Regions from separate parts of the Homo sapiens genome. Here region 1 is linked to region 2. The links are chromatin contacts, found by Hi-C or POLR2A ChIA-PET in ENCODE. All regions are on one chromosome and are shown on one strand. Each heading gives the region's core, a stretch centred on a gene start or an enhancer-like site at or near the end of the contact. The rest is flanking DNA. Distances are from core to core; before and after follow the strand shown.

The links. A loop is a pair of places that touch in the nucleus more often than their neighbours do. ChIA-PET counts read pairs that join two places held with the same protein, here RNA polymerase II (POLR2A). Pooled maps may share reads with other maps.
Region 1: a loop to region 2 is called in a map of CD8-positive, alpha-beta T cell, with 10 times the contacts of the local background. The contact joins the promoter of RBSN here to the promoter of SLC6A6 in region 2. A Hi-C loop is called at or near these places in 2 of 168 maps with a recorded cell type or tissue (CD4-positive, alpha-beta memory T cell and CD8-positive, alpha-beta T cell) and 9 of 50 pooled maps. POLR2A ChIA-PET finds 5 or more read pairs at or near these places in 2 of 52 experiments (activated CD4-positive, alpha-beta T cell and activated CD4-positive, alpha-beta memory T cell).

Annotation. Positions count from the first base shown.
Region 1 is chr3:15,096,036-15,101,325 of GRCh38, forward strand. RBSN (rabenosyn, RAB effector) reads right to left here and starts at 3,113. Exons shown (of 14, transcript NM_022340.4): 1 at 3,000-3,113; 2 at 2,084-2,239; 3 at 500-675; 4 at 1-253. The coding sequence starts at 85. RefSeq lists a silencer at 1,901-1,980 and enhancers at 2,318-3,182, 3,071-3,200.
Region 2 is chr3:14,398,676-14,404,009 of GRCh38, forward strand. It overlaps SLC6A6 (solute carrier family 6 member 6), which reads left to right and starts at 3,931. Exons shown (of 15, transcript NM_003043.6): 1 at 3,931-4,172. LOC105376959 (a long non-coding RNA gene) reads right to left here and starts at 3,732. Exons shown (of 8, transcript XR_007095825.1): 1 at 1,986-3,732; 2 at 469-562. RefSeq lists enhancers at 3,355-3,404, 3,415-3,584, 4,905-4,964, 5,035-5,114 and a silencer at 3,725-4,254.

The sequences.
Region 1 (5,290 bases), core at 1,863-4,362, 700 kb after region 2:
GCTGATAGAAAGACTGCAGATCCTTCAGGCACAGAGGGCAGAGGAAGCCCTCCCTCACTTCCCCTGGGTCGTCCAGAGAAGCCATGGCAGTGCCGCTCTCAACCCTAGGAAGGCAGGAATCTCATGCCAAGAGTCAGCTTGATTCCTCCCAAGGAACCATGGTTCCCGCAGCATTAGCTTAAGCAGCACACAGATGGTGAGGAAGTGGCTTCATGGCCCTGGATGAGGTTTCCTCTCTGGAGTAGGAGGAGCCCTAAGAAAGAAAAGAAGAAGGGAAAAAAGCCAATTCAGGCAAACTGGTAGCAATTGAGGATTTTCTTCATTCTTTTCACAGTTCAATGGGGTACTTAATGTTTATTCAGTGCAAGTTTGAGAAAACAAACTCTTTCTCAAATCCTTAGACCAAGCAAGCTGCAAAACCTAAAATGTGAAAACATCACTGGAGAACAAAAACTCAATGAAGTGGGAAGCACAGATTCTTGAAATAAGCAAACAATACCTTGGCAATTCTCTTACATTCATTCCAAATGATCCAACTTCATAATTCATATGCCACTTCAGCCACTGGGGGAATGTCTGAAGTACTTATCAACAAGCAGAAGTTTTTACTTGATGCTCTTTACCTTGATTGTTTATTCAACCACATATAGTAAGTTCTTGATACTTGTAAGACACCTGTGTTAGAAATGCAAAGATGAAAAAGATATAGTATCTGCCATAAAAACATACAAAAAATCAAAAATCCTAACATCAGTTAAAGAGAAACAATAGAAACCTACTAGTCAAAAAGAAAAAATCTATTTTATATTTGTAGAGCACTTATCTCTAATGGGCGTACTATATTTTCCTTTTTAAGAGACAGCATCTTGCTCTGTCACCCAGTGAGCTATAATTGCTCACAACAGCCTCGACCTTCTCGGTTCAAGTGATCCTCCTGCCTCAGCCTCCTAAGAAGCTGGGACTACAGGAGTATGCCACCACACCCAGCTAGTTTTTAAATTATTTATAGAGACAGGTTCTTGCTATGTTTCCCAGGCAGGTCTCTAACTCCTGGCCTCAGGCAATCCTCCTGCCTGAGCCCCCCCAAACTGCTGAGATTACAGATGTGAGCCACTGCACCCTGACAGATCTTATAAGCCATTAAGTGACAGTTAAGTAGCAAACCTGATGTTCTCACTGCTTCAAAAATAAAAGGCTGGCCAGGCATGGTGGCTCAAGCCTGTAATCCCAGCACTTTGGGAGGCCAAGGCAGGCGGATCACCTGAGGTCAGGAGTTCGAGACCAGCCTGGCCAATATGGTGAAACCCTATCTCTACTAAAAATACAAAAATTTGCCGGGTGTGGTGGTAGGCGCCTGTAATCCCAGCTAGTGGGGGTACTGAGGCAGGAGAACTGCTTGAACCCAGGAGGCGGAAGTTGCAGTGAGCCGAGATCATGCCATTGCACTCCAGCCTGGGCAACAAGAGCGAAACTCCATCTCAAAAAAGTAAATAAATAAATAAATAAATAAATAAATTGATTTGGGGCCTAAACACTTCAGGGCTTAATAAGTTACATTCTCTTTCTTACTGGCTCATGGCAAAGTCACTTCCAATGTCACCTCATCAAGACACCCAGTCACAAGAGAAATTGAGACAAAACCATTCCACAAAAGCAGAGAAATTTCTCCCCAAGAACCTGGGGATACAAGCCACAGTATATAGTGAGGGGAGATGTGTGACCCTCAGCTTTGGATGGACTGTAGAAGACCACCGAGGAGGGACTGCCTGGTCCTCAAAGCTGAAGGGTGGCAGCAACTCAGAAAATAAACAAATGAGACACCAGGTCCCTATTTTTTCCCTCTAGTTAAGAAACCCAGTGACTTCATAACTTTTCCACTGGAATATAGCAGCCCTAGGTCTGGCCTGTTCCCTCCCCAGCCAGTGGTTCATCTGATGCTGACTCTGACAGCTCCCTTTCTTCCCATGCACTCACCCCTAACGACCACAAATAACACAAAGCCCACCACATCCATGCCACACAACCACCCTTCACGCCTCAGCCCAAACCCAAACCTCACTTCCTCAAAAGAAATGCCTCTTACTCAGAGCATCAGAATGGACTTCTCCTTCACAGCACTCATCTCAATTTATAACCGCAGGTACATACGTGAAGTGACCAAGTAAGACTGTAAAATCTGGGAGGGCACAGACTCTATATGTTTTCCACTTCGCCGTCTCCCCAGGGTTTAGCACAGTACCTGGCACACACAATGAAGCAGCACAATAAAGCTCCATGAATGAACGAAGAAATGAATGAACTCCAAAATCATATAACTAAGCATACACCATAAAGAAATCTAACACAACCACCGAATTGGACCCCACAACCATAACTGAACACATAAGCAAGCCCCTCGCACTCTAAATCACGTAAAAAGTAAAAAAAATAAAAATAAAAAAAATAAATATAGCTACATGTTCTGCAGCCGTACATCCAGCATGAATGTCACCCCGCCACATGCCGCATCGACGACACATCCCACAGCCGCACTCAACCCGGCCTCACGATCGCAACCACAACCCACATAACTAACATGATTATACACACATCGCATGACCACACACAACACGAACGACTCAATCCCGTGAAGCAGACATGACAACGTCACACATCGCACAGACACCACACAAAACACTCCGAACATCTCCACACGAACTCAGAATACAAACGCTTCAGCTTTACACAACCAGAGAATCAAACACAACCGCTCGGGAGACAAGCACCCACCCACTCCACCCACAGCTGCACAACCAAACCCAAGTGTATACGCCCCGCGTAACCGCACAACCACACAGAGCCCAATCATCAAAGGCACACACAAGCGAAACGCACGGCCTGAAAGCCCCATCTCCCACCTCTCACGTCACACCCACCACAACCACACACGGCCCGCCCGTCTCCGTTCTGGAGGAGTCGTGTCCCCGCCCCCCAGACTGGGCCTGACCCTCTGTATGTACCCTGCCGGGCTCCTGCGGGCACCCAGGTTTGTCCCCCCCTTCAGGCCCGGGCTCTGGGCCTCCACCGTCCGTCACTCAGCCGCAGCCGCCATCTCCATCGGTCGCTCGGAACTCGGCAGGTGCGCCTGCGGCGGCGACGAAACCGGAAGACAAGCTGGTAGACGCCTGTCGAGCGCCGAGTCTTCGAGGGCGCGAAAAGGGCGGATACGGATTCGAATAGTGGAGGGCGGGCCGGCGGCTTCTGCGCAGGCGCTTTCCGAACGAGGGAGGGGATGGTGGGGAGCGGAGAGAAAGTGGGGCTCGGTAATTTTGTGCGGTTCTTACGTCCCGAATTCGAACTAATAGCGCGTCAAAGCCAGCCAATGGCTCTGCACCGCCTTGTACAGGTGGGAAAGCTGAGACCAGTAGATCTTTGGCTCTTGACCAAAGTGCACAAAGAATAAGGCAGCCAAGGAATCAAAGTTCCTGAGAGCTAGAGACAGAAAAAATATTCAGGGGACGTGGAGGCGATGGAAAGTCCAAGAATAGAACCACATGAGAGTGGAGACTTGGTATGAGAAGGTGTATCCCGGGGTGTACAGCATGGCCAAGCCTGTGGAAAAGATGGCATTTTCAAAAGGCAGGACGATTGATCAGCCAGGACCTACCCCGTGCCTACGCTGTGCTGGGTACCACGGGGTATAGAGAGGCAAAACCTCATCCCAGTCCCGGAGACCTATTTGCTTTGTGCCCTGCACACGTTCTGGACCTTAGCAATAGCCAGCCTCTAGGAGCAAGAGCTGCAGAGAACGATGGGACGATGGGACGATCCTGGGCCTCCGTTTACATCCCTGCAGTGTTACTGGCCCCCTTTTACAGAAGTAAAATGGGGATGATAATGATAGTCTCCGCTTCACAGTGTTGTGAAGATTGAGGTAATTGCACGGTAGGTAGGTAGGTAGGAGGGTGTCCTGCATATTGGCTTTGCCCATCTCACTTTCCCTGCCTCCAAAAAGTCTTCCCCACCTGGTCTCTGGACAGGAGCACTGAGCCTCCATCACCTTCCATTTAAGGACATGGGGCTCCGGACTTGGAGAGCATTGAGTTTTTGGAAAGCAATCACCAGTGAAAGGGCAGTGAACTAGGGGTCTAGAGATCTGGGTTCTAGCCCTGGCTGTACGTTACTTTGTGGCTTTGAGCAGGTCCTTTCCCCTTTCTTCGCCTGAGTTCTCTCATCTGTACAAAAGAAATTGGCTCCAGTGACTTAGCCTTTTCTCTCAATCTGATGGCCAATTTTTTTTTAACGTTACAACATCTGCAGGAGCGAATAATGACTTCCCTTTGTTTACTGATGGAGACAAGGAAGAGGCTTCCTAACCTGTCAGAAGCAAAGCAACATGCCAAGCTCCCCGTCTCCATCACTAGCTTCTGCCTTAGGTCCCAAAAGCCAGGACTTTGGGAGTAAAACCACCCTTTTGAAAGTCTGAAGCCACCGAGGTCCCAAAACGAGCCACACTTACAGGCAGGACTATGTTTTGGGTAGGGCAATGAACGTTTATTAAACCATCATGATTTTTGCTTGTCATTTTATCATTTACAAAAAACATATTTGGTCGGGCGCGGTGGCTCACGCCTGTAATCCCAGCACTTTGGGAGGCCGAGGTGGGCAGATAACTTGAGGTCAGGAGTTCAAGACCAGCCTGGCCAACATGGTGAAACTCTGTCTCTACCAAACATATAAAACATTAGTCGAGTGTGGTGTCGCTCGCCTGTAATCCCAGCTACTCAGGAGGTTGAGGCAGAAGAATTGCTTGAACCCAGGAGGCAGAGTTTGCAGGGAGCCAAGATTGTCCCACTGCACTCCAGCCTGGGCAACAAAGTGAAACTCCACCTCAAAAAAAAAAAAAAAAAAGAAAGAAAAGAAAAGAAAAAAATATCATATTCATCATTTCATTTGCTCAAAAAAGCAATAGCTATGTGGCCTCAACTTGTAAGTTAATTCTGGAAATCACAGTGGATTGGGCACTGCTCTTGATATTGTTTCTTTTTTTTCTTTTTTCTTTTTTTTTTTTTTTTTTTTTTGAGGCAGAGTCTCACTCTGTCCCCCAGGCTGGAGTGCAGTGGCGTGATCTCAGCTCACTGCAAGCTCCGCCTCCCAGGTTTATGCCATTCTCCTGCCTCAGCCTCCCGAGTAGCTGGGACTACAGGCACCCGCCACCACGCCCGGCTAATTTTTTGTATTTTTAGTAGGGACAGGGTTTCACTGTGTTAGCCAGGATGGTCTCAATCTCCTGACCTCGTGATCCATCCGC
Region 2 (5,334 bases), core at 2,681-5,180:
GTCCAGCAATCGATTTTCATTCTTGAAATGAGAAGAATTAGTCCCAGTGGAATTTCAGGCTAGTCTATGGTTCTGAGGGGAACCTCGGCCTGGCTTTCCTTGAAGCTCCCTTCTTGTTGCCAAAGCTTTCCATTTCCCTTGGTACTCACAGTTATCTTTGAGGGGGCAGGGTGCACAAAGTGCATCATGGGTCTCAAATTCAGCTCCCTGCAAGGGCCGGTAGGTGACAGAAAAGAGCAAACTAGCTAGGAGGGAGCTGTGGCACCCTGGGGAGCCCATGTGAGAGGGTGGCTAATGCCCCTCAGCTCCAGGACATTGTAGACAGGGGGTTAATGGGCCTGGGTGGCCCCATTTTGCCATATTTCAAGATAAACCAGGCATTCAGATTTTGTTGTTGTTGTTGTTGTTTGGAGACAGGGTCTTGCTCTCGCACCTAGGCTGGAGTGCAGTGGTGTAGTCATAGCTTACCGCAGCCTTCACCTCCCGGGCTCAAGTGATCCTCCTGCCTCAGCCTCCTGAGTAGCTGGGACCATAGGCATGCACCACCATACCCGGCGAATTTCTAAAAAAAATTTTCATAGAGATGGAATTTTACTTTGTTGCCCAGCCTGGCCAGATTTTTTAAATGTGAAATCTTCCAAGCTTTTATTCATAAAAATTAACTCCAAACACATTAAAGCTCAGTGACAGCCAAAGAAGCACATCTGGGAGCTGGATTCGGTTTAAGGCCTCCAGTTCGAGACTTCTCCTCTCCTCAGAATGGCTCATTGAGGCAGGGTGTATTTTATCTCATATTACAATGAGGAAACTGAGGCTCAGAGAGCAGGCCTGCAGGCCCAAGTCACACAACTGGGAAGCCACAGGGCTGAGGTGGAGCTAGGGTCTGTGGCCTCCCGCACTGAGCTCTCTCCACCCTGTGCATGCCTCTAGCTTTGGCATTGGCTCCTCCTGGCCCCTTCTCCGGTCTGACCATCCCTTTTCCACCTCATCTGCCACCTCTCCCTGGGGCTGAGGTTGGGGCTCTTCTTGCCTCCTTCTCCTCCTTTCTCTCCTTGGGGCTGGGTTTTTTTGTCTGGCAATCGCCCACCCAGAATCCCCTCATTCAAGATTGTAACCTCTGGAGCCAGGTGGCCTAGGTTTGAATTCCAGCTCTACTATCTGCCAGCTGAGTGACCTTGGGGAAGTTACTTAACTTCTCTGTGGCTCGGTTTTACCTTCTATAAAACGGAAGAAATAATTGTACCAATCTCATAGGGGTGTTGTCGGGATGAAAAGGGTTAACTTATTAAAATGCATTTAACTGTGCAGGGTACATAGTTAAGTGCCAAAGAAAAGTAAGTTAAAGCCAGGCACGGTGGCTCACGCCTGTAATCTCAGCACTTTGGGAGGCCGAGGCAGGCAGATCACCTGAGGTTGGGAGTTTGAGACCAGCCTGATCAACATGGAGAAACCCCATCTCTACTAAAAACACAAAATTAGCCAGGCGTGGTGGCGCATGCCTGTAATGCCAGCTACTAGCGGGGCTGAGGCAGGAGAATCACTTGAACCCAGGAAGCGGAGGTTACAGTGAGCTGAGATTGCGCCATTGGACTCCAGCCTGGGCAACAAGAGCGAAACTCCGTTTTAAAAGAAAAAAAAGAAAAGTACGTTAAAATAAATGCAGCAAACACTTATTGAGTACCTACTGTGTGTCAGGCCTATGATAGACTCCAGGAGTTGATGGAGGCAAAAGAACAGATCCCATCCCTCATGGAGCTGGTAACTGGATAGATGGTTCACTCGTGTGTCTTGCGCTGGCACTACCTGCATGAGGCTCCGCTGGCCTACCTGGAGGTCAAAGGATCCCATGGGCCTTTCCAAGTTGCAGCTCTGAACACACAACTCTTCCCTCCTCCCACAGCCACTGCCCTTGCTCACTCTCTCAGACCCTCAAGCTCAGCCCTGCCACCAACAACCTTGCTCTCAGGCCTTCGCACGGCAGGCACCTCTGCTAGAACTTGCTTCCTCTCCTGCCGGCTTCACTGCTCGTGGCTTAGTCAAAGCCTCCTTTTGGTTCAAACTTCAATCCTGGAGTCCCCTCCCCACGCTAGGACCTGCCCCTTTGCTTCAGTCTTTGTGCCCTGTGCGACCACACATGCACAGGGCGTCTGAGGAGTTTTTGCTTGACGTCTATTCCTGCAGTTCATGAGGGAACCTCATAGCTGAAGCAGAGGGATGTGGGAGACCCAGTCACTCCTCTTCCTCAGCTTTCGTTTGCTCACCTATAAAAGGGTACAGTGACCCTGAACTCAAAGGAGAGTGCTCAGGTGGCCAGAAGCAGATGTCACGTGGGCCACTGGGACCCTAGAGGCACTGCTGATCCCCAGGTGCTTCCTGGAGGAAGGGGCCACCCGGGGCCCGCAGAGAAGGGTGGGAAGGGTGACAGGAAGGCAAGGAAGGGCATGTGCCCAGTGGTCCTCGTCTGTCTTGGCTGGAGCCAGTATGAGGAGCACCCACTGGAAGGTCAGGTTGGAGTCCGATGGCAGGGGCCTCCAGGGAGAGCCAGTGTCACTTCGGGATGCTCCTTAGCATCCTGGGGCTGTACAGGGAGAGTGGCTGCAGAGCCCTTCCAGGCAGGGATCCTGGCCTGAGTGGGGGCAGCTCTTGGTCGGACCTGTGTGGTATTTCTTCTTCTTCTTCTTTTTTGTTTTTTTGAGACTCATTCTTGTCACCCAGGCTGGAGTGCAGTGGCGTGATCTCGGCTCACTGCAACCTCCGCCTCCCGGGTTCAAGGGATTCTCCTGCCTCAGCCTCCTGAGTAGCTGGGATTATAGGCACCCGGCACCACGCCAGGCTAATTTTTGTACTTTTAGTAGAGACGGAGTTTCGCCATGTTGGCCAGGCTGGTCTCGAACTCCTGACCTCAGGTGATCTGCCCCCTCGGCCTCCCAAAGTGCTGGGATTACAGGCATGAGCCACCGCGCCTGGCCGGTATTTCTTCTTTCATTCTCCGTGTAAATGGTGGAAGGATCGGCTCTCTCCTCCCCGCCTCCCAGGTGCAGAGAGAGAGAGAGAGAGAGAGGGACAGGAGAAGGCTGGGGTTCGGGGTTCTCACAGCGTTTCCCTCTCATGCTGCCAGGGCGGGGCAGTGGAAAATGGTCCCTGAGGGCCCGTTCATTCAAATAAGGACAAGAATAATGGCACACTCCCCATCTCCATTTAAAAATAGTCACATTAGCTGACACTGGCTTGGCACTTCCTAGATGCCGGGTGCGTTCCGAGTTCTCTACGCTGTTAACCTTGGATCTTCATAACAGCCGGAGGAGACAAGCGCTACTATTTTCCTTTCCATTTTATAGATGAGGACACTGAGGCAGAGAAATTGAGTCACTTGCCCAGGGTCACACAGCCATGGCAAGGCCAGGATTCTGGAGCTCTGTACCTGGCTTCACACCACAAGCTCAGGCCACCCTCCCGGGGCATACCGAGTCTCCCAGAACGTGGACGATCGCCCAGGGCAACGCAGTGGAGTGCGAGCCCGGTCTGGTTTGCACCTGGCTGCTCCAGGAGCCCTGGGCCTCATCCTAGGAGCCTGGCGGAAGAGGCGAGCGGTGGAGTTTGGAGGCTGCTGTGAAGGAAAGGACTAGGCGGGTCGGGTCGGGTCTGTCCTGCTCTTCTTCCGCAGGCAGGAGGCGCCCAGGGCGGGCTGCCGCACCTGGCAACGAACGTTCGCCGCGCGGCATGAGGGTGTGCGCGCGCGCTCGGCGAGCCCGGGTTCTTTGTGTGTCCGAGCCCATGCGCGCGTGCGTGTTTGCGTGTATGTGTGTGCATGTGTATGTGTGCGCGCGTGTGTCCGCACTTGGGGCGGGGCTGGAAGCCCCGGCCCCGCCCCGGCCCCGCCCCCGGCCCGGCCGAGCTGGTATTTTTCCACCCAGCAGGATGGGTGATGCTGAGAGCTGCCTGCTCAGACAACAGACACGCGAGGTCAGGAAGAAGCCGCTTATAAATTACCGCTTCCTTCGCGCCGCCGCCAACGCCGAGCCCCGAGGACCGCAAGCCCAGAGGACAAGCTGCGCCAAGAGGGAGTGCGGAGCGTTCACCCAGCGGGTCAGAGAGCGAGCGGGCAGGCAGCCCCCGGCCGGCGGAACCCGGCACAGCCGAGCAGAGCGCGGGCGGCGCCGCAGCCACCCCAGGTACCGGAGGGACCGGGAGCTGGGCGCGCAGCCGGCGCTGCCCGCCGTCTGCAGCCCCTCCCCATCCCCGCGTCGCCGCAGTCCCGGCCTCCTCCCCTCCGCGTGCGCCCATCCGGCGCCCCTTTCACCACCGCGGAAGGGACCGAGAGTCGCCTGCTCAGTCCCGCTGGCGGGGCTGTTATTGTTTCCCCGGCAAAAGGGCTCCGGCTCTTGGTGCGGGCGGCAGGAGAGTGTGTGTGTGTGTGTGTGTGTGTGTGTGTGTGTGTGTGTGTGTGTGGCATATCTGTGTGCCTGTCTCCGTCAGGATGCCTACATGTGCCTCCGTATCCCTGTGTCTGTGTTTCTGAGGGTGACTGTTTCACCGTGTCCCCAGCAGCGTGCACATGTGTGTTCCGGTGCATGTCTGTTATTCTCTGCGTGCTGGGCTGTGTGTGTGTGCCTCTCTGTGTGTGATACCTGAGTGTGCTGTCTTTGGATGTGTGCTCTTGTGTGTCCCCGTTTGTGTCTGCATGAATCTGTGTGTGGGGGGCTGCGTCTTCCAGGCCCTGGCTAGGTGCACGTGCGTGTCCCTGAGTGTGGTTGTGTCTCCAGGTCCCTGGTTGTGGGCACTCGTGTGTCCTCGGCTGTACCCAAGAGGGTGTCCCTGGTGCCTAGAGGGTCCAATGGCCAGAGCTGGTTCTCCAGGGCCGGCGCTGAGTGGGGAGAGGTGATAGGGCAGCGTGGCTCCATAGGTGCATGCACTCCATAGGTGGTGTGCAGGTGGCAGCGCCAGCGTCCAGCAGTCCTGAGTGGTGGGACCAAGGCCCGGAGGGGCAGCCAAGGGGTAGTGGACAGCCGGCAGGGCCAGCAGGACACTTCCCCCTCCAGACTATTTCTCTTCCTTCTGTGGGTTCCTCTTTTGAGTAGGAGATTCTCGTCCCCCTCCCACTAGGGAAGCCACACAGAGAGAATTCCAGGGACCTCCTCCTACAGCCTCAAAGCTTCAGCCTGGACTTCAGCCTGGACTGGAGAGGAGACCTGTGGGCAGCTCTCCCAGGCAGGGAGGTGTGTGCCGGGTAGGGCCACCGGCCTGGCTATTTTGGTCACTGTTGGGCCTCTGCCAGATCCCGGCATCCCCAGGACCAGCCCCAAAAGCTTGGGAGGCAGCCTGGGCCCCCGTTTC